Regions from separate parts of the Homo sapiens genome. Here region 2 is linked to region 1. Evidence: read pairs that join two places in POLR2A ChIA-PET (ENCODE). Cell type or tissue: OCI-LY7. All regions are shown on one strand. Each heading gives the region's core, and the rest is flanking DNA. Links, peaks and the distances in the headings are about the cores only. Region 1 overlaps FBXO11 (F-box protein 11). Region 2 overlaps FOXN2 (forkhead box N2).

Region 1 (16,490 bases), core at 4,055-9,054:
AAAGTTACATATTTTAAAAAAAAGCCAGCTGCCCTTACAATAGTTATACTCAAAGCAGAGGAACACAGATTAAATGTAAAGGGATGAAAATGTGGTAAGTTGAACACATACATATCTTTGTTTTTAATTGAAATCATGTTACAGTAACATAATTTTTAAAAGGCATAAACCCACAAGAACAGAGAAAAGGGTAAGAGGGACAAAATAAATCAGTTTGGAAACTGAAAAGTGAGTGAATGGGTAGCAACTTAGTGTACCCAATAAAGTTGAAACAGCCGGCAGGTATGGAAGCTACAAGAAATAAGCCAAATCATGCCAAAGAACCCCAAAAGACTAAGGAATAAGAGACACAAGTGCCTTTGAGGGCCATATGTAGGGCAAGGATAAAACCCAGGAGCACTGGGAAGGTATGGAAGCTACAGGAAATAATCCAAATCATGCCAAAGAACCTCAAAAGACTAAGGAATTAGAGACACAGGTGCCTTTGAGGGCCACGTGTAGGGCAAGGATAAAACCCAGGAGCACTGGTTGTAAGACTTTAAAAAGAGCAGTTAGACTTCTTAGCTTCCTTTCTGTGTCCTGTGCAACCAGGTATTTGCCTCTTTACCATCAAGGCGGAAAGCTGAGGCTTATTGTGGGAGAGAAATACCAGATACAGATAAGGGAAGGGCCTTCAAACCTAAAATGTTGATTAAATGGCAAGTCTGCATATGAAAAGTTGAGCATCCCAGTGCTTTAAACCTCTGCCTCCTTGAGTGCTAGCGTCTAGATTTACACCTTTCAAGAAGAGGCTAGAAGAGTACTTTCTGGGAAAACCTGTCTAAAAATAAATCCATAGACTTACCAGTAGTGACACTGAAACTTTGTGTGTTCCTACTTTATTACTCTACAATAGCAGTTCTCAGACTTTTTTAAACAAGACCCTTTTAACTGCTTGTGGAGCCCTGTGCCCCAGTAGATTTTTTTTAATGTGGGTTATAGCTATCAATATTTACTGTATTAAAGAAATAAAAATGTTAAATGTCCCTTTAAAAGCAACAGTAATCTATTAAATATGTTACATGACATAATTTTTGTGGAAAATAACTATTTTCCAAAACAAAAATTTAGAGTGGAATAGTTTTACATATTTGTGAATCTAATGGCCAGCTTAACAGGAATTGACTACATTTTAATATCTGCTTCTGCATTTGGGCTGTAGTGATATCCCATGTCAGGTATGTGGCCTCTGGAAAACTCTACTGTGTACTTGTAATAAAGTGTGCAAAAAAATATAATGTCTTAATGTCTATTAATAATGAAAATAAGGCCAGGCACGGTGGCTCACGCCTGTAATCCCAGCACTTTGGGATGCCGAGGCACGCGGATCACCTGAGGTCAGGAGTTTTAGACCACTCTGGCCAACATGGTGAAACCCCGTCTCTCCTAAAAATACAAAAATTAGGCAGGCATGGTGGCGCACTCCTGTAGTCCCAGCTGCTGGGGAGGCTGAGGCAGAGAATTGCTTGAACCTGGGAGGCAGAGGTTGCAGTGAGCCAAGACTACACCATTGCAGTGCAGCCTGTGCAACAGGAGCGAAACTGTCTCACGCACACAAATTATACAATAATGAAAATAGTTTTGACTTTAATACTTTCCGAAAGCCATCCCTTGATGACTGCCAGGAATTCCCAGACTACACTTTTTAAGAACTGCAGCTCTACACTAAATCCTACCAGTTAAAACCTCACACAGAATTTCTAAACAGCATTTTATGCCTTAACTCTAATACATTTATGGATAGCTGGAGATTACCAGAGAATTGAGGTAAACTTATAACAGGAAAGATGGAAGCCAGAGCATTGGAAGCAGCAGAAATGGTGCCGGAAAAAGAAAACGTGAAAGAAACTAAGATTCAGAGGGATAAAAGAAGCTACTGTTATTTGTGAAGTCAGAACTGGAGGTTATAAATAAGGATCATTAAAGAACAAAAATGAGCTCTTGTAAATTAAAAACATCAAAATATATATGACATGTGGAACGTATAGAAATGTTGACAGATTATCCCCAGTATTGGGAAAAGATTGTTTACAGAACTTTAAAAGCACATTGCTCATGTCAAAAAGTGGAATGAATTTGTTTATGTCAGAATTAAAGAGTTCTGTGCATTGAAGGGACATCATGATAGTATGGGAAAAGATGTTTTCAAAATGTGAAATCTAACAAGGGATTTAACATCTACAGGATTCAAGGAACTCCTGGAAATCAAAAGGAAAAAGATAGCCACCCTAATATAAAAATACACAAAGGTTCTAAATAGGCGGTTTATGGAATGAACCTCAAAGCTAATAAACCTATGAAGACATGTTCAAATAATTAGTCGTCAGAAAAAATGTAAATTAAAATGAGATCTCATTTTATACCTATTAGTTTGAGGGGAAGAAAAACCAGAAAACTGAATGAATGCATTTAGTTGTCTTTCATGACAGATTACCCCCAAATTTAACATCTTTATCAAAGTCTCATTAGGTTGCACTCAAACTGTCGGCCAGGGCTATAGTCATTTGAAGTCTTGACTGGGGCTGGAGTATGTGCTTTCAGGATGTCTCATTCACGTAGCTGTTGGCAAGAGGCTTCAGTGTCTTGCTAATTGTTTGCAGAAGGTCTCAATTTTCTGTTGCCTGGTCCTATCCACAGGGCTGCTTGAGTGGATTCATAAAGCGTCTTCTGGTGATAGGGCACGTGGCTTTGTCCAGAGCAAGTAATCGAAGAGAGCAAGCAGGTAGCTACTGTGTCTTTTATCACCTACTCTCCCAAATTGCATACTATCACCACTTCCTGTTCATTAGAAGTCACTAAGCTCAACCAATACTTAAGGGGAGGAGTATCAATACTCAAGGAAGAGGAGTATCAAAGCATTTGTGGACTTTCTAAAACCCCTGCGGAGGATAATGCCAAGTGTTAGTGAGCGTAGACTTTGCAGCCATTCTGGAGCTCAAGTAGTAGTATGTGCATGTCCTATGATCCAGTAATTTCATTTTTAGACATCTCAGAGTATTTGTAAGAGTTTCATAAAGGGATATGTACATGGGTATTCATTGCCATATTATTTGTAGTGGCAGGAAGTTGGTGACAGCCTGTGTGTTCCACATATCAGTCTGAATGTAGATAAGTAAAATTTGTGAGTGCTCATACTAGCTTTTCTAGTGCTACCATATCAAACTGCCACACACTGGGAGCTTGAAACAACAGAAATTTATTCTCTTACACTTCTGTTTAAAATCAAAGTAGCAGCAGCACCATGATTCTTTGAGAATCTGGGTAGAATCTTTCCTTGCCTATTTGTAGATTATGGTAGTAGCTGTTAATCCTTGGTATTCCTTGGTTTGCAGCTGCATCACTTCAGTCTCTGCCTCTTGTCACATAGCATTCTCCCTCTGTGTTTGTCTTCACATTGGCACTTTCCTCTTTTTATGAGGACACTAGTCCTATTGAATTAGGCCCCACCCTAAAGACCTCCCTTAACTTGCATTTTCAAAGACCCTATTTCCAAATATGGCCACGTTCACAGGTATCAGGGATTAGGACATAATACCATTTTAAGAGGCACAATTCAGCCCACACACAGAGACTATGTAGCAATCAGAAGCAACTCTTTAGATTTATGGGTAGTACAGAGCAGAAAACTTAAGAAGCAGAATGAGATGGTAAGTAGCAATAACACTAATTTAAAAATCCATGTGTATTAGGGTTCTCTGGAGAAGCAGAACTCAATAGGCTATATTCATAGGGAGAGAGAGAGACACTCAGGAGAGCTGATGGTACAGATGAACACCGAAGGCAGTTGACTGGAGAATTCCTTCTTGCTTGGAGAGGCCTTTGTGTTTTATTCAGATCTTCCACTGAATGGATAAGGCCCACCCACATGGGAGGCAGTCAGCTTACTCAGAGTTCACCAATTTAAATTCTAATCTTGGCCAGGCTTGGTGGCTCACTCCTATAATCCCAGCACTTTGGGAGGCCAGGGTGGGTGGATCACCTGAGGTCAGGAGTTCAAGACTAGCCTGGCCAACATGGTGAAGCCCCTGTCTCTACTAAAAATAAAACAATTAGCCAGGTCATACTTCCACCTAATAGGATATGACTATCCTGTTTATGACCAAAAGTGTACTAACCCTTGCCCCAAAAAAGGATGCAAAACACGTGAGTGGGGTTTGCTCTTCTTGAAATCCTATAACTTACATACTATGTGGTATTTATAACTACCTTCTTTATAACTTCTTTATAACTACCACTACCCATTCTGTACTCTTTTTGCCTTCAGCAAGTACTTCAGCTGGCCGTGGATCTTTACCTGGTGGGATAACCCAAACCTTCATTCCTGATGTGTCTGGGCCATTAGTAGTCCCACCTGAATTGGGTTGTTGTAGTTTTCCATTGCATTTGATTAGAGGGCATGGTACTGCTAAGAGAGTTGCCTTAGGGGATCTCCTGTATTTCAGATATAACTTTTCCTTTCCTTCATTGTAGAGTTAGTTACCGCTTGGTTGTCAAGATCAGTCACTCCAGCCAGCACAATAACACCCTTCTTTGCCAGTTGATTCAAAGGCATAAGGAGTCCAAAATGGCCAGGTGGCAGTCTTAACTTCCAGTGAAATCATTATTGTGTCTCTTGATAAAAGCCTAGAACTAAAACTTTTAGGCCAGCAGAGCATAAGCTCACAGAGACAAGAAGCAGAAATTTCGTTAGTGAGTTACTATGGGTAATAAATAAGTGGTGTCACTCCTATTTCCACCGTTTGTTTCCTGGACCTGTGAATTCTGGCCGTGGAAGAAATAACACTGTATATAGCACACTGATTCAGAACACACAGTCTCCTGTAGAACTTTGCCTCAACCCTACAAAGTATTGCCACCTAGCTAACGTTGTAACTGAATCTTCAAAAGGCCACTTCTTTGTTCTGTGAAGCCAGCTGCTTCAGGATGCTGGGAACGGGGTAAGACCAGCGAATTCCATGAACATGGGCCCATTGCTGCCTTTCATTTGCTGTGAAGTGTCTATGCCAGTGAGAACAAATGTTGCCTTTTTCATCATGGAAATGGTCCAGTGTAATCCACCTGCCACTAGGTACCTGGCTGATCACCCCAGGAAATGGTACTATATTGGGGGCTAAGTATTGGCCTCTGCTGCTACCAAATTGGACGCTCAACAGCAGCCATAGCCAAATCAACCTTGGCAAGTAGAAGTCCCTGTTGCTAAGCCCATGTATAACCTCCATTCCTCCCAGTATGGCCACTTTGTTTATGAGCCTACTGGGCAATGACAACAATGGTTGGGGAACTGGAATTTTAAAACAAAAATATGGAATGTGGGCGATTAAAGTAGAGAGCTGTCAGTCTGGGAGGTCCAACTCTCAAATATTAGGAGTTCCAGAAATAAAAAATTGAGAAGTAATTCAAACAAATATTTCAAGAAAATTTCTCAAAAATAAAGTACATGAATTTGCAATTGGAAGGGCCCAGCAAGCATTCATGACAGTGAATGTTAAAAGGCCCACACTGTGGCATATTGTGAAATTTCAGGGTACCCAGGAATAATGAGAAGAACATGAAAGCTTCCAGAGATTTCACATAGTCTTGATTCCCAGCTTTTTTTTTTTTTTTTTTTTGGAGGTAGAGTCTTGCTCTACCCCCAGGCTGTAGTGCAGTGGCGCGATCTCGGCTCACTGCAACCTCCGCCTCCCGGGTTCAAGTGATTCTCCTGCCTCAGCCTCCTGAATAGCTGGAATCCCAGCTGCTTTATACATTTCGGACCATCCAGTAACACTGGCTTGAATTCTGACATGGCAGTAGTTGTCCAGGGATTTGCAGTGGGTAAGGATTGTGTGGGCCTTAAGTTCTTCAGTTCTCTGCCTCCTCTGATGTTAATGTTTTACTTCACTCACTTTCTTTACCTGTGATCTTCAGGCATTTAAGTATATGACTCTTGCTAACTGTTTGGCCCATATTCAGAGACTTAAAAAAAATTGTTGTTTCTAATTATTGGACATGAGAAACTAACATGGGATGAATTAATGGGTTTTTTTAAAGCCTCAAATTTGGGCTGACATTGTCATCTCTATTTCCCTGGAAATGTACTATGTCTTTAGGAGAATATGTATGTATGTATGTATCCATGTCTACATAGATAACAATATGCAGATAATGTGTGTCAGTTCTTTATTGACTTACTCCAGGCATTTGATATAGATTCCCCTGGAATCTGGAAGTTTATGTTTGTGATTTCAGTGAAGCTTAAGGTCCTGATGTTCTTAAGTGATCAAATGGCCATTAGAATTAATAATTTCTCAAATCTATATCACTAAAAACATTTAACCTTTTTCATATGTGTCGTTAGACTGGGACTTACAGTAATCATTTATACTGCTTAGTAATTATTTTTGGCTCTCCTCCATCTGGCACTTCCTGACCCCTTTGTCATTGGGCCGTGTGAACAGTTCTGACCAAAGAGTTGTGAATGGAAGTTGGTGTGTCACTTCCAGGCCAATCATTTAATTGCCAGTATGAGAACTTCCAGAACTCTCTTTTATTTCTGCTGCTGCAACTAGCAGTGTTTCAAAAGAATAGCTGCTCCATAAGCTGAGTTCCAGTGGAGGATGATTCTATGGAGCAGAGCTCTTCACTAACTCAGGATAAACATGTAAAGTGAACAACAAATAAATCTTTGTTGTTTTAAGCTAGACTGGAGATTTTCGGGATTTGTTACTGCAGCTTAAACTAGCCTATCTGACTGATACTGCACTGTACCAATAAAGAGAGGAGAGAATAATGAAATTAAGTAATTAAAGCAATTAATTAAATGAAGCAATGTTAGACAAAATCTGGAACCTGGGAGCAATTAGATTTTTAGTTTTCAGGTAGCTTATTTATAAGTTGTGAGTATCATCAGAGGGCCTTAATTCTTAGATATTGCAACTCTGTTTTTGAGTACATATAAAAGATGCCAGAGAACACAAAACATTTTGCAGAGTCAGAACAGTGTTCATATTTAAAAGTAGTCTGAAGATGATCAAGGCTCATCATGGAGAATCCTGGCTGTTATCAAAGTATGTTTGGAGGGTGGGTATTTTTTCTCAAAGTGACATGCAGCTGAAAGGTTTTAGGAAAACTTGCTAGCATAGGCCGGGCGCAGTGGCTCACGCCTGTAATCCCAGCACTTTGGGAGGCCGAGGTGGGCAGATCACGAGGTCAGGAGATCGAGACCATCCTGGCCAACATGGTGAAACCTCATCTCTACTAAAAATATAAACATTAGCTGGTCATGGTGGTGCGCGCCTGTAATCCTAGCTACTCGGGAGGCTGAGGCAGGAGAATCGCTTGAACCCGAGAGGCGGAGTTTGCAGTGAGCTTAGATCACGCCACTGTACTCCAGCCTGGCGACAGAGCAAGACTCCGTCTCAAAAGAAAAAAAAAAAAACAAACTTGCTAGCGTAGATATGTGTAACAGAACACATCATTTTGGGACGCAGTTTTTTAGTGCTGGAAGAACTTTTAGATACCCTGTAACACAGCACCCTCATTTTGTAGATGTTGTATGTTATAAAAGATGAGATAGAGTGTATTTGAATTACCTGCTTTCCACGTTATTTTTGGGTTTTGAATCATTTTTATTTCCCTTTCCCACTTTTTTTTTTTTTTTTTTTTTTGAAGCAGAAGGGGTCTGACTTGTCCAGGCTGAAGTGCAGTGGCAAGATCCTAGGTCACTGCAGCCTCAAACTCCTGGGCTCAGGAGTTCCTCCTGCTTCAGCCTTTCAAGTAGCTGCTACAGTTGTGTGCCACCATGCCCAGCCAATTTTTTTTCGGTAGAGATGGGAGTCTTGCTATGTTGCCCAGATTGGTCTTGAACTCCTGGCTGCAAGTGATTCTTCCTGCCTCAGCCTCCCAACGTGCTGGGATTATAGGCATGAGCCACTGTACCTGACCCCAGCTAATGTTTTTAAAAGTATCTTTGCTGATTATTTGTTTTTCCTTTGTTTCCTTCTTTCTCCCTTTATCATAGTTAATCCTCACAGTGGTTCTCAGAAGTAAATATTTTTCTGCCATTTTACCCATGTGGAAACTGAGGCTCAATGAGGCTGAGTGTCTGCCCACAATCATATAGCTAAGTATTGGGGCTGGTATTTGAACACATTTTGTTGACTCTAATAATATCCCATGTTGTTTCCACCAGTGTCTTAAATTTATTTAAGATTTTTACACAAATGTAGAGTGTTTTTACTTTGTATGACTATTAATTAAAATTAGATCTGCCAGAGTGACAGGAAACCCAAAACAACAGTTGTTTAACAAGATAGAAGTTTATTCCTCTCTGTTGTGATGAAAGTCTACAGGTAAGCATCTAGAGTTGGTATGAAGGCTCCACTATGACATTAGGGACCTAGGCCCCTGTTTTATTTATTAGTCTGCAGTCTGTAAACACAGCCTTTATGGTTCAAACTATTTGTTCACTCTCCAACATTCTTTCTAGCAGGAAGCAGAAAGGGTGAAGAAGGGCCTTCTTTCTTTCTTTTAGAACATATCTCAGAAGTCATACAGGACACCTGTAGCCCATTGGCCATGTAGCCCATTGGCCAAAACCTAGTCAGATGGCCAACTCAGTAATAAGAGCAGCTGAGAAATGTGAGCTTTATTCAAGATGTTCATCTGTGCAGGTTAAAATCTGGGTTCTATCACCGAAGGGGTAAATAGATTTGGGGTGATAGCAGTTTCTGTCACAAAGATACAATCAGGTTCTGCTGCAGTTTGTTTATTGATGGGTATTTATTGAGCACTTATTACCTGCCAGACACTGTGGTTCATGTATATCTACAATTAACACAACTCTGTTAATTCCTGTGGAAACAGGAAACAGTTCAGGAAATTTTTAGTTTAAGAAAATTTTACTCTATAAATAGGTTTAAACTAACAAGCGCCCAGGTGTTTTGTTTGTACACGTAGAATGAAAGTCTTGTCAAGTGTTACACTAATATTTTACTTAAAGTATTGTTGGCAAATAAATGAGGAAAGAGTGTTCTTGTCTCACATAACAAATAGACTATTATAATACATGTTGATTCATTTAGTAGAAGTAAATTTCAAGGCTTTGCTTCTTTTCAATTCTGTCACTTGATGTGGGTGAAAATACCTAATTCATAGATATGTCATTGCCCTAGTGAGTAAGTTAGTGATTTACCTGACCTCTGTGGACTTTTATTCATCTTGACAGAGCCTCTATTGTTTGTTTATAACATAAATAATTTATTAAATCTAGTCTCTTATTTACCATTATTTAATCTAGATTCTTGTTTATTTTTGTCTTTTTTGTGAGATGGAGTTTTACTCTTGTCGTCCAGCCTGGAGTGCAGTGGTGAGATCTTGGCTCACTGCAACCTCTGCCTCCCGGGTTCAAGCAATTCTCCTGCCTCAGCCTCCCGAGTAGCTGAGATTACAGGCATGCACCACCACACCAGGCTAATTTTGTATTTTTAGTAGAGATGGGGTTTTGCCATGTTGGCCAGGCTGGTCTTGAACTCCTGACCTCAGGTGATCTGCCTGCCCTGGCCTCCCAAACTGCTGGGATTACAGGCGTGAGCCACCACGCCCAGCCAATTCCTGTCTTTAATTATGAGTTGTTCAAAGGTAGTTTCTGTCTCTTTCATTATATGTTTTCTCATGAAATACCGTGAGTACTTAATAAATGCTTTTTTATATTTAATGAATAGGAACATTTAATTAGGAGGGATTCTGTTTAACTACCATAGTTATGTTAGTCTTATAACTGTGAAGATCAATGAAGTCACATGCCTTTGTAAACATGACCAAATTACCAGCTTTTTAATGGAAATAAATTAAAAATTCCAGCACATATGCCGTATTGTAACTTGACTACCATTTTGTTCAAAATAGCAAAACCCTAAATCCAGCTTTAGATTTATTGATTTGTCTTTATGGGGTTTTGGTTTTTTTTTTTTTGAGACAGAGTCTCACTCTGTCTCCCAGGTTGGAGTGCATTGGCACAATCTTGGCTCACTGCAACCTCCACCTCCAGGGTTCAAGCAATTCTCCTGCCTCAACCTCCCAATTAGCTGGGATTACAGGCATGTGCCACCATACCCAGCTTATTTTTATATTTTTAGTAGATATGTGGTTCCACCCTGTTAGCCAGGCTGGTCTCAAACTCCTGACTTCAAGTGATCTGCCCACCGTAGGCAGGGATTATAGGCATGAGCCACCGCACCCGGCCTTTGTGTTCTAGAGGAGGATGCTATATTTCTTCAGATTTAACCAATTCCTTGAAAAACTGTTATGCCATAACCCCAAAATATTAGGTCTAGTGAGAACTAGGGGAAACTTTTGAAATAAAGTTACCACTTTTATTTAGGTACTTCATAAATTAGGAGCTGTCTGTAGACCCTTTCTTTAAAGAAGAGTTTATTAAACTAATGCCTTTATGATTTGATTATAGGTTTCGCTTAAGTTTTCTTTAGCTGTGTTGTTTCAGAGCCATGTAAACGAGCTGTTTAAGAGCACTTGTAGACATTAAAGTATATTTTTATTTAATTCTGTTTCTCTGTTGGCCTGAAAGCAGAATATCTTTTATAAAATCAACTAGTGATTATTCCTAACAAGAAAGTGTAAATAGAATTCTAATTTAATAATTAGCTCATTAGCTCTCCTATAGCATTTTTAACTTGAGACTACTATATGTTGAGCTAACCTAACAACAATGTTTTGGTTTTATTTTCTATATTGAAATAGATTTGAAGGCAAGGGGAAAACTTTTGTTTCGTTTTGTTTTGTGTGTGTATGGTGGTTTTTTTTGTTTTGTTTTTGTTTTTTTGTTTTTTTTTTTTTTTTGAGACACAGTTTTACGCTTGTCACCCAGGCTGGAGTGTGATGGCGCGATCTCAGCTCACTGCAACTTTCACTTCCGGGGTTCAAGCGATTCTCCTGCCTTAGCCTCCCAAGTAGCTGGGATTACAAGCATGCGCCACCACACCCAGCTAATTTTTGTACTTTTAGTAGAGATGGGGTTTCACCATGTTGGTCAGGCTGGTCTCAAACTCCTGACCTCAGGTGATCTGTCCACCTCAGCCTCCGAAAGTGCTGGGATTACAGGTGTGAGCCACCACGCCCGGCTGAAAACGTTTTTGAAGCTGCTGTAAGTCTTTGGGCTAATTGTTCTTAGATTTGTTATAGTTATTATACAGCATTTATGTACTTGTACTGTGGTGATCACTGCTAAAAGATGATCCAGAGAGAGAATTATACATTGTGCATATTTTGAGATTTGCACTTACATTTTTATGATTAAACATTTGCCCTTTTAGCCAAGCGTGGTGGCACAATAGTCCTAGCTGCTCTGGAAGGCTGAAGCAGGAGGATTGTTTGAGCCCAGGAGTTCAAGACCAGTCTGGGCAACATAGCAAGACATTATCTCTTAAAAAAATAAAAAATAAAAAGTTTGCCTCACAGATTAGATTTTGATTCTTATTTTCATTTTCCTTTCCAGTTCTTCATATCACCCGCCCTTTGTTTCATTTCTTTTGAATTTCAGGCTATTACTGCTCTAGTCCCAATGGCTTTCAACCCTGGTTATGTATCTTGAACAGCGGAGCTTTTTCAAATTTCAAGATGCTTTTGGATGTAACTTAAATCTGATTTAAATTGGCTTAAACTATAAGAAAACTGGCCAGGCACGATGGCTCACACCTGTGTAGTCCCAGCACTTTGGGAGGCCGAAACAGGCAGATCACTTGAGGTCAAGCGTTTGAGACCAGCCTGGCCAACATGGTGAAACCCCATCTCTATTAAAAATAAAAAATAAAAAAAATTAGCCAGGCATGGTAGCGTGCGCCCGTAATCCCAGCCACTCGGGAGGCTGTGGCAGGAGAATCACCTGAACCTGGGAGGCAGAGGTCATAGTGAGCTGAGACTGTGCCACTGCACTCCAGCCTGGGCAACAGAAACAGAGCAAGATTCTATCTCAAGAAAAAAAAAAAAAACTTAACCTTACATGACAAGAAGTTTTGTGTTTGATTTTCTGCTGTTGTCTTAGCTGTGCCCTATTCATTGTGCCAACATGGGCCTTAGGTTAGTTCTCCTTAAGGACCTAGGATGGCTGCCTTCTGTAAATAATGCATCCGTCATCCTTGTTTGTATCTATCAGGAAAAAAGAGAGAAGGACGTCTCTTTCCCAGAAGCCAAAACCAAGCAAGTTAACTTCTTGTGTCTCATTGGGCCACATTGGCTTGGACCTGCCAATCCTAGGGTATGGAGTCACCATAAATGGGCTGGGTGCTGTGGTTCACTTCTGTAATCCCAGCACTTCAGGAGGCTGAGATGGGAGGATTGCTTGAGCCCAGAAATTCAAGACCAGTCAGGGCAATACAGCAAGACACCATCTCTCCAAAAAAAATTTTTTTAATTAGCTGGGCATGGTGGTATGCACCTGTGGGCTCAGCTACTTGGGAGGCTGAGGTGGAAGGATCACTTGAGCCCAGGAGATCGAGGCTGCAGTGAGCCATGATTGTGCCACTGCACTTCTGCCTGAGCAACAGAGCAAGATCTTGTCTCAAAAAAAAAAAAAAAAAAGGTCAGACTATTCATATGGGATAGAATGAATATTATGAAGTCAATTACAATATCTACTCCATAGGAAGTGTGGATGTATATGTTTTTACAAGATACATAAGTGTACACAGTGTACAACTAAGTTTGAGGACGGCTACACTTCCCAGTTTAAGACTTAAAAATAGGGGAAGGCCAGGCGTGGTGGTTCATGCCTGTAATTCCAGCACTTTGGGAGGCCGTGGCGGGTGGATCACCTGAGGTTGGGAGTTCGAAACCAGCCTAACCAACATGGAGAAACCCCATCTCTACTAAAAATACAAACTTAGCTGGACGTAGTGACTTTACTAAAAATGCAAACCCAGCTACTCCAGAGGCTGAGGCAGGAGAATCACTTGAACCCGGGAGGTGGAGGTTGCAGTGAGCCGAGATTGCGCCATTGCACTCCAGCCTGGGCAACGAGAGTGAAACTCCGTCTCAAAAAAAAAAAAAAAAAAAATAGGGGAAAACAACTGATTTTTTTTTTTTCCTATTTTCCAGTGGAACACAGTTATTCTATGTGACTGGTTTGACTTTCTTTCTCTCTCTCTCCTGCAGGGAAAAGTTTTGATTAGCCTTAGTTAATAACCCAGGGTAGGCTGGGCGTGGTGGCTCACGCATGTAATTCTAGCACTTTGGGAGGCCGAGGCAGGTGGATTTTCTGAGTTCAGGAGTTCGAGACCAGCCTGGGCAACACAGTGAAACCCTGTCTCTACTAAAATACAATTAGCTGGGCGTGGTGGCATGCACCTGTAGTCCCAGCTACTTGGGATGCTAAGGCAGGAGAATTGCTTGAACCTGGGAGGCGGAGGTTTCAGTGGGCCGAGATTGTGCCACTGCGCTCCACTCTGGGCGACAGAGCCAGACTCTGTCTCCAAAAAAAAAAAAAAAAATCCAGGGTAAAATAATTCTTAAGGCTAAGGATTGAAAACTTACATTCATAATTGTTGTTTAAATTTATTAGCTAGCCATGTGAAATATAGCCAATTTCTCATGCCCTGGCTGTTGGAGATTCTTTGGTTCTGTGCTCTCTGGCAAATGAGTTAGCTAGTCAGGGCACAGTGATAAAAATGAGTAGTTTAACTATTTGGAATAAAGTGCCCAGCAGTTTCATTTAACACTAAGAAACAGAAGCAATAAAGACTTCTGAGCAGCATAGCATAGTTCTAAAACCCATGTTCTTTCTTGGAAAAAACCTCTTAAGCTCTCATTTAGTGCCCGTTTACTCTTACTTTAAAAACAGACATGTCTCCTAAGCTTATTTTATCGGTTTATCAGAGAAGAGAGGATTTTATAGTTAGCCCATGGACAGCTAGAAACAGCAACATGACAGCAAGAAAGGGGGGAAAATCTATGAACTTTTCATGAGAATCTCAAACTAAGCATTTAGGATAACTTATTCTAGAAAATAGCTTGGTACTGATAAATGGGGCCTCAATCTCAGGTCTCATCCTAGCACAAAAAAATAGACTATTTCATGATCCTAATGATTATCTTATAATATGAAAGTATTAATATTATTTTAAGAATATCCTTGTCTTAAAAGACAACATAATTGGGTTTGGAAATATTTTTAATCAAAATGATTAAAGTTAAAATTCTGTTTCAGTGCTTGAAGGGTGTAAACCCCCCAGCTACCTTGAAAGCGTAACTGTGAAAACACTTTGAGGGCTGCAAATAAGAAAGACAAGAGTAAAGCTTCAGCTGTTTGTATACAAGGGATTGGAAGAGAATCTTTCTTGAGGTCTCATCCATTTATGGAAATATACTCTTTTTGTGTATGTATGTAAATCATCTAGAGCCTGTTACTTTTAAATCTTTGCCAAGTTTTTCCCAACCTCTCTTCACAGCACCAATCGGTGAAATTAGTTTAATCTTTTTTTAAAAAATCCTCCAAGACATCTGAAATTGAATTCAGTCTTAACTCCAATATCATGATAAAAGCGAACCATTGACTTTGGCACAAGTTCTCTAAATCCTTAATTTTTTTTCATTTTTTATTTTTGTATTTTAATATTTTGAACTCTGGATGATCTTCAGATTAGTTGGGTACATTTTATTGTAGTGTTTCTGCTTATACATCGCATCCTAGAATCAAGAAAGGAAATACGTATCTCTGAAGAGTGGCTTTAAATTACCTGTATTGCTCATTAGTTCTGTTAGTGCCATTAAGAGTTGAAGTAAATGTTGATATGAATTCCTTTAATTTTATAGCTATTAATACTTTTTCTTTTCTTTTCTTTTCTTTTTTTTTTTTTTTTTGGAGACAGAGTTTTGCTCAGTCGCCCAGGCTGGAGTGCAGAGTGGCGCGATCTCTGCTCACTGCGACCTCCGCCTCCCGGATTCAAGCCATTCTCCTGCCTCAGCCTCCTGAGTAGCTGGGATTACAGGCGCGGGCTACCACGCCCAGCTAATTTTTGTATTTTTAGTAGAGACGGGGTTTCACCATGTTGACCTGGTCTTGAACTCCTGACCTCGTGATCCAACCGTCTTGGCCTCCCAAGGTGCTGGCATTACAGGCATAAGCCACTGCGCCCGACCCTTTTTCTAGATAAGTCAGTTCAGGTTTTTGCATTTGTATTATGTTTTTCATTTTTCTTTTCTTTTTTTTTTTTTTTTTTTGAGGCAGAGTCTCACTCTGTTGCCCAGGCTGGAGAGCAATGACATGATTTCAGCTCACTGCAACCTCTGCCTCCCAGGTTCAGGGGATTCTCCTGCCTCAGCCTCCTGAATAGCTGGAATTACAGGCATGTGCTACCATGCCCAGCTAATTTTTGTATTTTTAGTAGAGACGGGGATACACCATGATGGCCAGGTTGGTCTTGAGCTCGTGACTTCAGGTGATCTGCCCACCTTGGCCTCCCAAAGTGCTGGGATTACAGGCGTGAGTCACCACGCCTGGCCTGTATTATGTTTTTCATTAAGTACTCATGCTTTAGAACATTGTTATTGACATCAGTCTGTAGATTTACTACATGAAAACTTGGATAAGTGGGCTGGGCACGGTGGCTCACGCCTGTAATCCCAGCACTTTGGGAGGCCGAGGTGGGTGGACCACCTGAGGTCAGGAGCTCAAGACCAGCCTGGCCAACATGGCGAAACCTTGGGAGACAGAGGTTGCAGTGAACTGAGATCACGCCACTGCACTCCAGCCTGAGCAACAGAGTGAGGCTCCGCCTCAAAAAAATAAAAATAAAACTTGGATAATTTGTATTTTTTTTTCTAGTTTACGCTCTTTTATAGTGACCCAAGGCAATGATTTTTTTAAAAAGATATTTTGGCGCCATCTGCTGTTCTTTAATGCGATATTTCATCTACTTTGGTAAAGATTTGAAATATATGTATGTGTGTGTGTATATATATATATTTGCCCATATAAAGGACAAAATAATGGCGATTTTTAAAAGTCTGCTGCGTCTGCCTTATGATTCTTGTATTTCCAGCTGCAAAGGCTGTCTTGTAATTTTGATGGTAAGAAACAGGCTTGCCTAAAAAATATTTCTGTAGTCCTGCGTCTGCCAGTTTTGTATATTCATTCAATGACTTTGAGTTCCTGAAGACTTCCTTCTCGAGTTTACTGTGACTTCTCGTGACAAAGCTCCTGAGTTAGCTTTGCTCATTTGTTAATGTCCCTTCTCTCTGAACATGTAGTTTTTCATGTTTCATGGTCTGTCCTTATCTTACCCCTAAACCACATCCCTATCCCTGCTATGAAATCTACCCCCCATGATTATTTTTATTGATTTTCTAAGCTTCTATGTAGATCAGTTGTACTGCAGATACAGCATCTTATTTTATATTTGTAGTCTTTACTTGTCTCACATGATCTGGTTGCATATATAGTATAGCTATATGTATGTCTG
Region 2 (16,490 bases), core at 5,960-10,959, 500 kb before region 1:
CATACATCAAGACAAAATAACTTTGAAGATCCCTATTAGAGCTGGAACTAACTCTGCTTCTCTTTCCTTTCCTTATAAAGAGTAATTATCTAATGGACAAAAACCAGGTAGCACATTTGTGATACAGAATTTCAGCAGAACAAAATAAACTGGTGCCAGATCACTGAAACACTGTTCCTAAGGTCTATACAGAGGCTATGGTAAATAACTTAAAAATAGTTATTAAGATGATGTGTATAATCTATTATTTATACTGTGGTTAAAGCATTTTTGGGTTTTTGGTGTTTTATTCACTGTCTATAATAAAAGTTAACTTGGTTTAGCCATTTTCTGTAGATGTGATCGATCTAAAAAAAAAACCCAAATACCTCATCCTGCATGCTTAAGGGTTTTCATTATTAACAAATTTAAAAATTACTATATTTTGACAGCACCAATTCATTAATGTGGCTATCCAGGTTAAATTAAATTTAACATGGAAACAGAACAGAGAACATTAATACTGTTATCCCTGACTTAAAGTCTTGTCAATTGAAAAAAAAGTTTTTAAAATCATTTTTCTCATTTGACAGTTTTGCCAAAATAAAAATTAAAAGTTAAAATTTGTCTCTTAAAAAATGCTTTATAATCACAGAAACAGCTGAAAGCAAATCAACATCATGACCTTGACTGTGCATATGTGTATATGTATGTGTACATATGTATACAATCTATCAGAATAATGAAAACAAGGTCATTGTCTATGACTTAGGATGTAGCATAAGACTGAACTTTCAGAAAGTTGCTTCCACCATTGTAAAAAAAAGATACAATGAATTAGTTTAGCATCCTATTGTTTCTGAATAATCTAATCAAATTATACAAATGATACTATGAAAAACTGTCTCATATAAGCAGACTGTTCAAATAGTTAAGATACTTAGTCAAAGCACTTTTGGAGTAGTACCAGAAAATCTTTTTCTCATGGATCAATGGCACTATAGGTTGTTACACTGCCTCCTCAAAAAGGTGTATTGCATAAGATCAAATTTTATATGAATTTTGAAATTCATGAAGGTATTGTGTCTGTAAAATTGCATTAAATCTATTAAGATTTAATTTGGTATACTTATGAATTTAATTCATACAAAGCTTGGACAGAAGTTTTTTCCTAAATGACCTACTTTATGTATGATAACATGCCATCAGTACTCAAAATGTTTCATTTCACTCCATTCCGATTATAAGATTCTCATAATACAGTACACATGGCAGGCAAATGAAAGATTCTCTTATTACAAGTGTGTCAAAATGGGTGTACTCCATAACACACTTAATTGGCTATATCCTCTCACTGGATAACTTATACTCAACAAAGGCAGCTAGTGGCTAAAACTTAATGTTTGCAAAGCACTTTGGGAAAGAATAAAAGGCCCCAATAAATGCTATGCAGGATCTCTGAAGTAAAAACACTTCAAAGCTACCATTCTAATAGGAATTGGGAGTGTTCTTGGATGAAATGACACCACAAAATTGTCTTTTCTAAGTCTTAGAACTCTTTGTTGTATTCTCTACCTACGTAACCAAAAGAAACTTTCTAAACATCAGGATGTTTTTCAATTTATGTTTGTCTTTGCTCACACGACAACAAAAAAAAAATTAGAAACAAATTAAGACAAAGTAAAAAAATTTCAATCTTATGTTACCGGATTGCGTGTCAGGAGAGAAGTATATGAAAAATACATCAGCAAAATTTTTAGCTGGTTCAGTAACTATAGTTACAGATTGGAAAAGAAAATGAAAAAAATTTATCGAGTTGCCAAATCTTACATTCTGACATATTAACAGAAGAAAGGATTTTTGTCCCACAAGTTTAAGACAGAGGCTGGGGATTTTCTTATATAAAAATTTTCAAATCTTGGACACATTTATCACAAAAATTATGCTTTTAGGACTTCACATCATGTATTTCTGATCAGGCATGATCCTAACAGCAATTGTTTAATAAAAATTTTAAAAACCAAAAACCAAAAATGTTTTGAAAGAAATAAGTAATTAGTATCCCTTCCCTACCCTAAAACTAATGAAGTCCATTATGGCTTTGATATCCCTTGTAAAGAATTAAGTGAAAGAGTATTGCCACACTTTAAGTATTTCTATTTTTTCCGTTGCTTTTGATTTTGTGTCTTTGCAGTACTTATTAGGGAACCTAAACATGTACGAATTCCAGCAAGGTGGAGCAGAGATCCAGCTGCCTCTTTGAGCTCCTCATCAATTTCTTGACATGTCTGTTTTCGCATCTTTTTGCCTGACTGCCCTTTTTCAGAGATTTTTGCACAAGGCTGTGATGCATAGCCACTGTCTCCAAGAGGATCATCTTCATAATCAACGTCTGTATCTTCTTCACTGTGAAATCCTTCACTGCCATCACTTCCCACGTGACTATTCTTTGGGATAAATTCATATACCTCATCCACAGAAGACAGGGAAGACACGCTAGACCTGGATGCACAACGCTGTGCTGCCATGCTACTTGCACTGTAATTGTGATCTTCTTTTGGATCAATGCTGGTGGCTAAAGAATCACTCTCTTGTAATCGTACAGCACTGGGATGATGAAATGCATTGCCGTAACTCCTCTTTTTTTGCAATGCTGTTTTAAGAGGAAGAGGCTTCTCACCTGTGGAAAATAAAAGTTCCATCAATAGGTCAAATGTGTTTGGTTGCAAAAACAGACCAATTTTAAACTACTACATTACTCTTGAGCAACAAATGTTTTAGATTCATGATGCTTTGTAGATTTTTTATTTTTTTTTACCCAGATCACATCATTTTGCAAGCATTAATTTGAAACATTTAAAAACCATTTAACAATGTCTTGACTTTTCTATAGCATATGTAACTATTTTGAATTGCTTACAAGGAATGCCTCAATATGAATGTACCACTGTTTAGCTAATCACTTCCGTGTTAATATTTAGGCTGTTTCCAATTTTTCATTAGTATAAATCATGCTGCAATACAAATCCTTCTGGATGCCTTTTCTTGAATATATGCAAGTAATTTTTAAAAAGAGATATGAAAAAATTGCTAAGGGATATATACATTTAAAATTATAATTGGTATTCTCAAATTGCCCTCCAAAGTGGTTGTACCAATTTACTCCCAACAGTGTATGACAAAACTTACTCCCTACTTAACACCATTCTCAATTACTTAAATTTTTTATAATTTTATGGACAAAAAAGTTACCTCAATATTATTTCATTTTGTGTTTCCCGAATTTCTAGCGAAGTTACACATCTTTTCACATGTGTATTGCCCACATATATTTCCTCTTCTAAGATCCACCTAGTCATATATTTTGCTGACTTTCCGGTTGAACTGTTTTCTTATTTCTTACTTGCAGAATCCTTTTTATGTATATACTTGATACTAATCCTTTGTTATATATGGAAAAAACATGTCTCCAGCATTTTATGTCACTTTTCTTAGATATATTTTGTTGTCAGAATGCTTTTTTTTTTTTGGAGACAGAGTCTCACTCTGTCCCTCAGACTGGAGTGCAGTGCTCTCCAGCTCACTGCAGTGCTCATGGCTCACTGCAACCCCCACCTCCCAGGTTCAAGCAATTCTCCCACCTCAGCCTCCTGAGTAGCTGGGACTACAGGCATGCACCACCACATCTGGCTAATTTTTGTATTTCTTGTAGAGATGGAGTTTTGCCATGTTGCCCAGGCTGATCTGGAACTCCTGGTCTCAAGTGATCCACCTGCCTTGTTCTCCCAAAAGTGCTAGGATTACAGACGTGAGCCACCATGCCTGACCAGAATGCTAAAATTTTGATGTTTTATTAAATTTACCCATTTTTTTCCTTCATGGATTTTGCATTTTGTATCTTAAAGAAAGCTTTTCCTAGTCCAAGTTCATAAATATACTTTACTTATTATATTTTCTTGTTTATAGTTTTCATTTTTACTTTTAGCTCTTTGAGTTCATTTTCTAAATATATTTTTCTTCATTTCTTGGTCAATGTAAGAAAAATCGAAGCATTAACTTCAATCTCTCAATTGCTCACATAAATTAATGAAAGTATAATAAAACAGAAACTGAGTTACTCAGATCAAAATACAATTTGGTTGGAAAGAAGTAATTTTTGTCTGTAATAGTTATTTTATAGTCTAGGTTAAATTTGAAAAGGCACTAAAATTTTTTTTTAAAAAAGGCATGATTACTTACATTCTAAAATTCCTTGTTCTATAGAAGTATTTAAAAGCATCATTGCAGCAGCAGCATCAATATCAGATTCTGAAAAGGGAAAAAGTAATAATATTAATGTTCTTTATAAAGGAGAGGCTATTCTAAGTATTTGCATGCCCCTGAAGATAACCAGCGTTACAATTTTGGTGTATATTCTAAGAAAGCATAAACGCACATCAAACAAAAATGAGATATTATATATTATTCTGAAGTCTGATTTTGTTCACTTAAAATCACGAAACAGTTTTGTGAACAATACAGTGTAAAAGAGATGGAGAGATACCAGAAATAATGCAAGTTCTCTTCTTTAATTATTCACAATGAAAACGAAAACTTAAACTGTATTTCAGTAAGGTTTCCCCTTAAACAGATTAAATTAGCTAAGAATGTACATCGTTACTCCTTTTTTTTTTTTTTGCATTTTTACTTGAATACTATCATTACCTATGCATATCTGCAGTTATGAAGTACTATGTTAATTACATGCCAGTTACAGGAGATAAAAATATGTAATTCGTCAGTCTAGGTCATGTAAACCTATAAATGCTAAGTGAATAATTATGCAGAAACAAAAATAATTATTATTGTTTTTAGTCATGATTATACACAAGCCTACATGTACGACAAATTTATATAATATTCATGAAGTCAAATGGATACTCCATTAAAAATGGGCTTTAAAAGACTGGCAAAATCAGCAGGTTCTACAACAGATAAAGTTATGCTCTCATACCTACTTATATTTACTGCTGTAAGTTCTTCATCTTGGTGATATACTAGTCTGAATAACTAAAGAAAAGTAAAATGGTATAATCTAAATTACACCATTAATAATTAGAAAAGTTAGAAAATGTTTATAAATTTTAGCTTACAAAAAGACATTTAAAATAAGACTCAGATATGAAATTTCTAATCTATATCTCAAAGGTGGAAATTTTTATTACCATAAAGATTTCCTATTTACTTTCAATGTCTAATTTAAAAGTTATTGTAGATAATAAAGCCATGAAGATAATGACTTGTTTTCTCTCCAACTAGACCATAAACTCTCTTAAGGTAGGAAATGCTGTTGTTATTGATAACACTAACAGGCTTAAGTAAATCAGATGCTGGCCACTATGAAACAGCACATAATACTTTACCTCTTTTTCCCCAAGTAAAATGTGACCTCATGATCCACAGCTAATATCTTACTGAATGGGGAAAAGCTGAAAGCGTTTCCCCTAAGAACTGAAACAAGAAAAGGATGCTCACTTGCACCACTCTTAGTCAACATAGTACTGGAAGCCCTAGCCAGAGCAATTAGGTAAGAGAAAGAAATAAAAGGCATCTATGTTGGAAGAGAGGAAGTCAAACGTCCCTGTTTGCAGACAACATGATCTTATATATAGAAAAAACTAAAGATTCTACCAAAAAACTCTTAGAACTGATAGTCAGTAAAGTTGCAAGATACAAAATTAATACACAAAAGTCAGTAATATCTCTACACACAAAACAACAAACTAGCTGAAAAAGAAATCAAGATGGCAATCTCATTCACAATAGCTACAAAAAATAAAATTAAAATACCTACAAAAAAATTGAAGACAATACAAACAGACATCCCATACTCATGGATAGGAAAAATTAGTATTGTTAAAATGACAATACTACCTCCAAAGCAATCTATAAATTCTATCAAAATACCAATGATATCCTTCACGGAAATATAAAATAATCCTGAAAGTTGTATGGAACTACAAAAGACCCCAAATAGGCAAAAGAATCTTGAGCAAAAAGAACAAAACTGGAGGCAAAATACAAACAGACCTCAAAATATACTACAAAGCTGTAGTAACCAAAAAAGCAAGGTACTGGCATAAAAATAAGACACATAGACCAATGGAACAGAATAGAGAACCTGGACATTAATTGACATATTTACAGCCAACTATTTTTTTTTTTGGAGACAGTCTTGCCCTGCCACCCAGGCTGGAAGGCAGAGGAGTGTTCTCGGGTCACTGCAACCTCCATCTCCCAGGTTCAAGCGATTCTTGTGCTCAGTCTCCTGAACAGCTAGGATTACAGAGGCGTGCCACCACACTCAGCTAATTTTTGTGTTTTTAGTAGAGATGGAATTTCACCATGTTGGCCAGGCTGGTCTCAAACTCCTGGCCTCAAGTGATCTGCCTGCCTCGGCCTCCCAAAGTCCTGGGATTATAGGCATGAGCCACCGCGCCCCACCCCCTCCGCCAGTGGACTGATTTTTGACAAAGGTGCCAAGAATACTAACTGGGGGAAAGACAGTTTCTTCAATAAATGATACAAAAGAAATTGGATATATATCTACAGGCAGAAGAATGAAACGAGACTCCCACTTGTCACCCTATACAAAAATCAGCTCAAAATGGATCAAAGACCTAAATGTAAGAACTGAAACGATAAAACTACCAGGAGAAAACAAAGATGAAACACTTCAGGACATTGGTCTGGGAAAAGATTTTATGAATGAGACCTCAAAAACATAGGTAACAAAAGCAAAAATAAACGTAATTATATCAAACTAAAAAGCTTCTGCACAGGAAAGAAACAACAGTGAAATGACAACCTACAGAATGAATAAAATATATGCAAACTACTCATCTGACAGGGGATTAACATCTACAATATAAAAGGAACTCAAGCATCTCAACAGGAAAACAAACAAACCAAAATCCTCTAATTTAAAAATGGGCAAATGATCAGAACAGACATTGCTCAAAAGAAGACATACAAATGGTCAAGAAATTTAAAAAAATTAAGAGGAAAGGGAAATAGAGTGTTGGGGAAAGTGGTTACAATTTTAAATATAGAGGTCAGAGAAATCCTGAAGGAGAAGGTAGGCTACAGTTGGGCAAAGACCTCAGGGAGAGAAAGAATGATATCTGAGGGAAAAGAGTACTGGGCAGAAAGAAGAGCAAGTACAAAGGATTTGAATCAATGATGCCCACATGCCACATCCAAGAGGCTAGCAAAAACAATGACCTCTCCAATTCCTGTCTTTTAGGATGAAGCCTGAGGCAATTCTTTTTGAGTTCAGTATTCTAACACGTCTGAAGAAGAAAAGTTGCAGCCGCTAGCCCATATTGTGTCTCTGTGTGAGTTGGAAAAAAGGCAAATCTTCCTCCAGGTGAATGGTTCCCTATTCAAGGCACACAGCTAGACGAATGGAATGTGGGCTGAATTTCAGGCCCCACTCACTGCCTTAAGCCAGGTGGACTTGCAGAGGGCACAACTTGCATGGCATTATGCAAAAGCCCCAACAGAGAGATTACTTCTCCATAAACTAATTTTTCTTTTTTTTTTTCTTTTCTTTTTTTGAGATACAAGGTCTCCCTCTGTCACTCAGGCTGGAGTGTAGTGACACAATTATGGCTCACTGTAGCCTCAACCTCCCAGGCTCAAACGATCCTTCAACCTTAGCTTCCCAAGTAGCTGGGACCACAGGCATGTACCACCGCACCTGGCTCATTTTTATTTTTATTTTTTGTAGAGATATGGTTTTACCGTGTTGCCTGAGCTCAAGTGATCCTCCCGCCTCAGGCTCCCAAAGTGCTGGGATTACAGGTGTGAGCCACCGTGCCCAGCCTAAATTTTCTTTTTAATAAAAAGGATCTACCTTGTTTCTAATTTTATAAAAGAGGAAGGTGACGGTAAAATAATCTAACAAGAAAATGCATTATAATGAGAAACCAATTACAGAAACTTTATCTTATAAATGAAGCACCTATAAAATATACTTACTAAAAAATTAGTATATCTCTAACTTGACTTCTTTTTTTTGAGATGGAGTTTCACTCTTGTCGTCCAGGCTGGAGTGCAATGGCACCATCTCAGCTTACTGCCACCTCTGCCTCCTGGGTTCAAGTGATTCTACTGCCTCAGCCTCCTGAGTAGCTGGGATTACAGGCACTCGCAACCACAGTCAGCTAATTTTTGTATTTTTAGTAGAGATGGGGTTTCATCATGTTGGTCAGGCTGGTCTTGAACTCCTGACCTCAGATGATCCACCCGCCTTGGCCTCCCAAAGTGCTGGGATTACAGGCGTGAGACCCCCGCCTGGCCTAACTTCACTTCTTTTAACAAACATCCATTATGATTCAAGGAACATTATTTTGAAACACAACACCTAAAACTGGTAAGAGGCTTATCCTGATAACATAAGAAAGCTACATGAATACCATTTCTGAATATTGTAAAGTGTTAACAAATTAAGTACTGTTTCTATAACAGTAGAATGGTAGGAAAAATACACCTTAAATAGATTTATTTATGGTAGATAACTTATAGCCAAATTAATTTGAAATCTCCAACATGAAATTAACTTTGTGAAACCAAACACTTCTTTGCAAAAGGATTTTGCCTGTATCTTATTTGTTTAAAACATTTATAAGTGTGCTTCCTGCAATGCCTTGCCAATTAACTGTGAAAAAAAGTTTAACTTCAACATTAAAAATAAGCAATGAATGATCCAAATCACCATCATAATAGAGAACACCTGATTATCAATGATTTGTCCAAGGTACAGTCTTGAACTTTGTGGAACAAAAGCAATAAAAATTCTCTGGGTAGAAATTACAATTTTTAATTATAGTACCCAATCTATTTTCGTTGATTCGTTCGTTATTTATCAACAGGGTCTCACTCCGTTGTCCAAGCTGGAGTGCAATGGTGCAATCATGGCTCACTGCAACCTTCACCTCCCAGGTTCAAGTGATCTGCCCACCTCAGCCTCTCGTGTAGCTGGAACCACAGGTGTGTACCACCACGCCCGGCTAATTTTCATATTTTTGGTAGAGATGGGGTTTCACCATGTTGCCCTAGAGATGGGGTTTCACCATGTTGCCCAGGCTGGTCTTGAACTCCTGAGGGATCCATCTCGGCCTCCCAAAGTGCTGGGATTACGAGCATGAACCACCGCGTTCAGCCAATTTTGCTATGAAATTTAAACTGAAGACTCATTTGTTTATTGTCACATTTGAAAATACTTCATAATGGTATTTTTTCATTGATAAAGTACTTTATTCTATTTTAAAGGTGGCTCTGTTTTTAAAAACAATAACACTATTAGCTGTATTATCTAACATATCCAGTTCAAAAGGAACCAAAATTTGATAGTTTCAAACATGCTACTGATTTCATAACTGGTTCAAACAAAACCGTGTCAACACCATGAATTTGGCTAAGCGTGGTGGCTCACACCTGTAATCCCAGCACTTTGGGAGGCCGAGGTGGGTGGATCACTTGAGGTCAGGAGCTCGAGACCAGCCTGGCCAATATGGTGAAACCCGTCTCTACTAAAAATACAAAAATTAGCCGGGTGAGGTCATACGCGTCTGCAATCCCAGCTACTTGGGAGGCTGAGGCAGGAGAATCACTTGAACCCAGGAGGTGGAGGTTACAGTGAGCGAAGATCGTGCCACTGCACTTCCAGCCTGGTTGACAGAGCGAGACACCATTTCAAAAAACAAAAAATAAACAACAATTTAAAAAACTTGTTAATTTGTGCCTGTTGGTTTTTATTTCCTTAACCTTGATGTTGGGAAATGATTAAAAATAATTAAAAACAATTCAGACACTAGTTTTAGCCATATGAGAGTAAGGTTATAAGTCGAGCATATTTCTGTTGTTTGACTCTCAGTCCATTTGTGTAAGGAATGATATGAGAACTATAGAAATAATTCAAATGGTATAAGCTTTGTAGTAATTACAAAAGGATTTATTGTCTCTATCAAAACTAATATATACATTTGCAGAGCATCCAGATGGAGAAGCTGTCTCTTGTAATTCTCTGAAGTAGAAGAATAGTTTCAATAAATTACCAACACTTTAAGCTGTCTGGACCACTGGTTTAGTTTCATTTCAGTAAGACACAAATCTTAGCTTTACATGTAGCCCTAACATCACCATCAACTACCTTAATTTTATATCTGTTTGTAGTATACCAGGTGCTTTTAGCAGTTAGTATAACTACTAAAATTTACTAACTGGAATGTGAGTTCCATTTTTGTCTGCTTTTTTCACTGATGTACCTTGGTGTCTAGAACAGCTCAGTAATATTTTTAAACAGGTGAATTTACTCTAAATACACACCAAACCAAACTATTGACCAAAAAAAATTTCGTTCTGCTATCTCAGTGTAAGAATCCTGTGTCTCCTGCTATCTATTATACAATGCCATAACATTGATACTGTCACATAAAAGTCATTGTAAGTTGATCAAGAGACAACAAACACACTGCTGCACCTGTTTAGGCTGATAACAGTTTCTGGAGTTCTAAGCCTAATCTCTCCCTTTAGTTTTCCGTGTCTAAAGGTAGCTCTAATATAATGATCAGTAAAGATGATTCTATGAAGTGTTAGATGAATATGTAAGTTTTAATATTGGAGGCCAATGATAATACCTAAGTGATCTTTATAAAACATAAAACTGACGATGTCACTTCACTATTTAAAGTTCTTCAGCAGGTCTCCCAGTGCCACTTATCTAGTAGGAGTCAGGCTTTGAAATTAGAATTATTCAATCTGAATCCTTCTTTGCCACTTACTAGTTGTGTGACCTTGAGAAGTTACTTAATCTCCCCAAACTTCAGTTTGCTTATCTGTAAAAGAGGGGCAGCAATACCTCAGAGGGTTGTTTTAAGGATTAAATTAGATAATGCATGCAAAGCATCAAGTAAGCAACTTAAGGCTTATTAATTGTTCTAGGCAGAGGAGGATGTTCAAAGTCCTTATTATGCTAAATAAGCTCTTAAACTTCTGCTACATTTGCCTTGCCCACGCAAATGACCACATCTACCTGGTCTATATCAACATGCCAGACAGATTCCTAGCAACTGCCAGACAACTCTCTCTATTGTTATGATTCTCTCTGCCAGGGAGAACTTTTGTTCCACAAAGTTTGAGGTTGTACCTTGGACAAATCGTTGATAATCAGGTGTTCTCCATCATTTTTTTTTTTTTTTTTTGGAGTCTCACTCTGTCACCTAGGCTGGAGTGCAGTGGCGCGATCTCGGCTCACTGCAATCTCCACCTCCCAAGTTCAAGTGATTCTCCTGCCTCAGCCTCCTGAGTAGCTGGAATTACAGGCGTGTGCCAACACACACCCAGCTAATTTTTGTATTTTTAGTAGAGATGGGGTTTCACCATGTTGGCCAGGCTGGTCTTGAACTCTTGATCTCATGTGATCCACCTACCTCGGCCTCCCAAAGTGCTGGGATTATAGGCGTGAGCCACTGTGCCCAGCCAAAGTATATATTTTCTAAGAGCAGGGCCTGGGTCTCTCATCTATGCATATCCCAAGGAACCTCCAACAGTGTCTGGCACAAGGAGTCTGGCTCAACAGTATTAGTTGTAATGAATGTCTAATCCACTTGGTGTTTTTTAAACTTCTCTCTAGAAATAATATAAAGAGGCAAGAGAAAATTTCCTCAGAAATATACCCCAAAACAACCAAGTTCAAAAATAAAATTCCCTAAATTTTTGTGAGGTTTTATGTTTTCTTCCCTTAAAATTCATGGAGAATTTTGTATTATATTCCAGGACAGATGTGCATTTGTTTTAACCTAGAATGCCAACGACCTCCCCACTAAGTTAATTATTACTAGAGGAACAGGCCTAAGACTCATGCATATAGGAATGGAGGTAAGGTGCTGGTAGCACTAGACAGATGATGCATAATACGTACAAGTCATTAGATGAAGAAGAAGTACCTGTGCCCTAGTAAATGAAAAACATGCAGGTGAAACTAGCAGCAAAAACTTGTGGAAATGTCTGTTCCCCAAAGAAAGAAAGAATTTGGATAGAACAGAACAAGAGCAAGAAAAGATTTAAGTAAACTCCAGAATTCACAAAGAAAATGTTCTCAAGATATGTATACGAACTGAGCTTTAGAGAATAAGTGTCAGACTTTATTGAGGCAATACAAAGATAAAGGCATTTTGGCAATACCTAAATGTAAAGAGAAACCACATTTGACTGATGTAGGTAACAGGAACACGGATATTTGTCTTATGTTAAGGCAGAACATTATTTGAAACAGATCCCCTATCCATTTAACTTCTTTGCAGGGTTCTCTAGAACTTTTTCATATTCTTTTCCTCCTTTATTTTTAAAGATATCAGCACACTGCTTCTGAGGCTCAGTTTAGTATAGTTCCAAAGAGCCAAAATATTTCTGATACACAGAAAGGTTTTCATCTGAAATTTTCTATTTTTAAAGGTTATGAAAATGTCTCCAGGCTCCAAAGCAACGCTAGGAAAACTGATTTTAATATACTACTAATCTACAAGAAAAAAACCCACTAATTCAGAATTTTGATATACTTTTAAAAAGTCAACTTATTATCTTTTAAAATTAAAGTTCTTCAGATTAAATAACCTACAGGAGAAATATCTTCAAGCATATTCTAATTTGAGGGATGACAAACTTCTTCAGTAAAGGGTCAGAAGGTAAATATTTTAGGCTTTGCATGCTAAGAGGCAAAACCCAGGATATAATATGTAGGTCTCTGTTGCAATGAATTTTCACAGTCTTGAAATTTTATTGTTATTTGATTTTGTTTTCTCCAACCATTTTACAAATGTAAAACCATCCTTAGCTCATGGGACACCCAAAAACAGATGTCAGGCCAGAAATGGCCATGGGCCATAGTTTGCCAACCCCTTTTCTAGTCTAAGATAGACCTGAAAAGGTAATAACTCTACTGATATTACTAAAAAATTCAATCCTATTTTCAATGAAAAATACCCATAAAAATAAATGGAAAAGGGATATAAAACTGTATACACAGTGTGAATCTAGTATCTGGAGAAAAAGTATGTGTGTGTTTATGTATGTGTCCCTGTACATACACGCATGCAAGTGTATCTATTCACATATGTGGCATTAAAAAAACCCCAAAGGAATTATATCAAAATGTTAACAACAAAATTAGCCAGGTGTAATGGCACCTGTAGTCCTAGCTACTTGGGAGGCTAAGGTGGGAAGATGGCTTAAGCCCAGGATTGTGAGGCTATGGTGAGTCATGACTGTGCCATTGCCCTCTGGCCTGGGTGACAGAGTGAGAACCTGTCTCAAATAAATAAATAAATAAATAAAAATAAAATATTAACAATGGGATAAATGACTTTACTTTCTCTTTAATAAATGTTTTTATTGCCCAAATTTCCTATAATAAATACATAATACTTGTTAAAATAGAAAAATGTTAAACAGCAACAACAAAATATCCCAAATTTTTATCTGAATTTTTTATGAATTAAAATACAGTCATGTGCACCTGTAGTCCCACCTATTTGGGAAGCTGAGGTAGGAGATCACTTGAGCCCAGGCATTCAGAAGATCAGTGTGGGCAACATGGCAAGACGCCATCTCTTAAAAATAAAACAAATAAATAAAAATGCAGTCATACTTTGTTTAATGACGGGAATATGTTCTGAGAAATGTACTGTTAGGTGATTTTGTCACTGTGTGAACATCATAGAGTGTGCTTAAACCTAAATGGTATAGCCTACTACACACCTAGGATTGCTCCTGAGCTACAAATCTGTACACCATGTTACTGTACTGAATACTATAGGTAATTGTATCACAAATGGTATTTGTGTATCTAAACACAGAAAAGGTACAGTAAATGATCTATTAGTTTCTGCCAGGGAACAAAAAAGGGGGTACAATAAAAACACTATACAAATATTTAAAATGGTACACCTGTATAGGGTACTTACCATGAATGAAGCTTGAAGGACCGGAATTGCTCTGGGTGAGCCAGAGAGTGTTAGTGGTGAGTGAATGTAGAGGCCTAGGATATTACTGTACACTACTGTAGACTTTATAAACAGTGTACACTTAGGCTGCACTAAATTGATTTTTTAATTTTTTCTTTCTTCAATAATACATTAACCTTAGTTTACTGTAAACTTTTACTTTATAAACTTTTTAATTTTTTAAATTTTTACTCTTTTGTAATAACAGCATAAAATACATAATACAGCTGTATAAAAATATTTTATTTATAACCTATAAGCTTTTTTCTATTTTTAAATTAACTTTTTTTAAACTTTTTAGTTAAAAACAAAGATACAAATACACACATTAACCTGAGCATACACAGGGTCAAGATCAATATCACTGTCTTCTGCCTCTACATTTTTGTCCCACTGGAAGGTCTTTAGGGACAATAAACACAGAGAGCTGTCATCTTACTGTAACAATGCCTTCTAGAATACCTCCTAAAGGACCTGTGTGAGGCTCTTTTACAGTTAACTTTTTTTAATTGGTGGAAGGAGTATACTCAAAAATAACAGTAAAAAGTATAGTAAATACATAAACTAGTGACATAGTTTATTACCATTATCAAGTATTAACATATGTACATAACTACGTGCTATACTTTTACAGGACTAGCAGTGCAGTGAGTCCGCTTGCACCAGCATCACCACAAACTTCAGTAAATGCGTTGTGCCACAATGTTACAACAAGCTACCAGGGCACCAGGCAATAGAAATTTTTCAGCTCCATTATAATCTTAGGGGACCACCATTGTTATGCACTGCCTGTTGTTGACCAAAAGATTGTTGTGTGGTGCATGACTGTACTGATATTCACACATACCTTTGAGGTTTCGCACCTGGTTCTGCTTGATTACAGAGCTTAAATAGTGAGGTGATAAAGAACCACTGAAAAACAAACAGAAAAGCAAATATGCTTATAAAAATGTTTACTTCACTTTTTCCCCCTAATTTTTGACAGGTTCTCTCTCACTCTGCTGGCCGCCCAGGCTGGAGTGCAGTGGCATGATTTCAGCCTACTGCAGCCTTGACTTTCTGAGCTCAGGTGATCCTCCCACCTTAGCTGCCTGAGTGGCTGGGACCACAAGCATGCACTACCATGTGTGGCTAATTTTTTAATTTTTTTTGGTAGAGAAAGGGTTTTACCATGTTGTACAAGCTAGTCTCAAACTCCTGGGCTCAAGCAGTCTACCTGCCTTGGCCTCCTACAGTGCTGGAATTACAGGCGTGAGCCACTTGCACCCAACTATTTCACTTTTTATAGAACTTAGTCACAAATACAGCTAATTTGTACCACCAAAAACAAACTATTTTTACCTTGTTTTCTTTGCTAATACTACTCAATTTAGAAAGTCTGCCAAAGCAGAAAGAGCATAGGAGCCAAAAGAGGTAAATCACAACTATTTGGATGTTCTTAGGCAAAATAATTAATCTCTTAGCTTCTTCATCTGTAAAATAGGAATAATTAAATCTCCCACATAGGCTGTTGTGATAATTAAATAATAATAATGCATTTAAAATGCCTGGAACTATAGATAATACATGATAGTTACTGTTTGGTTTTGCATTGGATTCTTAAGTTTGATATAATACTAATATAGGTATTACCACAAAAATAAAAGCATTTACCAAAATTCATGGTTAAGGAACACTTGGTAGTGATAGCAAACAGGTATGTTCCTGATTTTATTAATAAACATAAAATTAAACTTTCTATATTCATGGAAAGACACCAACAGTTCTTTTTTTAATCCAGGAATTAAAATATTTTTGGGAAAAACTACTTCTCTTCTTTGGAATTTATGATAGCATGAAAAAAAAATCTATTTGTTAACGAACTTAAAAGTTTATTTCCTATTCATAGTTTTACATATACTGTATCTCACTCTTTTCCTCAGACTTACAAATTCTTATATGCAAGGGCTACACAAAAGCATGTCAGATGGAACTGTTATTTTGCCAAACAACATAAAGGGCAAAATGTTTCATTTTATATTAAGGGTTTAAAGTCAAAAGGTTATATATAACCCTTATGTTGTAGTTTAATCTTTTTTTTTTTTTTTTGAGACACAGTCTCGCTCTGTCGCCCAGGCTGGAGAGCAGTGGCGCAATCTCGGCTCACTGCAACCTCTGCCTCCTGGGTTCAAGATGATTCTCTTGCCTCAGCCTCCCGAGTAGCTGGGGTTACAGGCGCGTGCCACCACACCCAGCTGACTTTTGTATTTTTGGTAGAGACGGGTTTCAACATGTTGGCCAGGCTAGTCTCAAACTCCCGACCTCAGGTGATCCACTGGCCTCGGCCTACCAAAGTGCTGGGATTACAAGCTTGAGCCACCTCACCTGACCATAGTTTTTATCTTCTTTTAAAGCCACAAGATCACTTTTAACATTTAAACTTATGATTAAGGCTAAAAGATAGAAACATGAAAATACAATATATCA

Evidence for each region. ChIA-PET counts read pairs that join two places held together with the same protein. Peaks named below come from ENCODE experiments on the same cell type or tissue, not always from the same donor. Only the 100,000 strongest peaks of a DNase experiment are listed, where the experiment ranks them.
Region 2: POLR2A ChIA-PET joins it to region 1 with 5 read pairs; 4 of 35 experiments call an interaction of 5 or more read pairs at or near these places.

Annotation. Positions count from the first base shown.
Region 1 is chr2:47,857,441-47,873,930 of GRCh38, reverse strand. The region is part of intron 1 of FBXO11 (F-box protein 11); the gene reads left to right. Among named protein-coding and RNA genes, the nearest start is that of FBXO11, 41 kb to the left of the region's middle. RefSeq lists a silencer at 3,747-4,041. In OCI-LY7, for the core only: no CTCF peak of the experiment used is centred there; a DNase peak (open chromatin) is centred at 6,450; H3K4me3 peaks cover 1,135 bases; H3K27ac peaks cover 854 bases.
Region 2 is chr2:48,361,089-48,377,578 of GRCh38, reverse strand. It overlaps FOXN2 (forkhead box N2), which reads right to left. Exons shown (of 7, transcript NM_002158.4): 5 at 14,872-14,936; 6 at 4,219-4,287; 7 at 1-2,659. The coding sequence ends at 2,136. Among named protein-coding and RNA genes, the nearest start is that of FOXN2, 55 kb to the right of the region's middle. In OCI-LY7, for the core only: no CTCF peak of the experiment used is centred there; no DNase peak of the experiment used is centred there.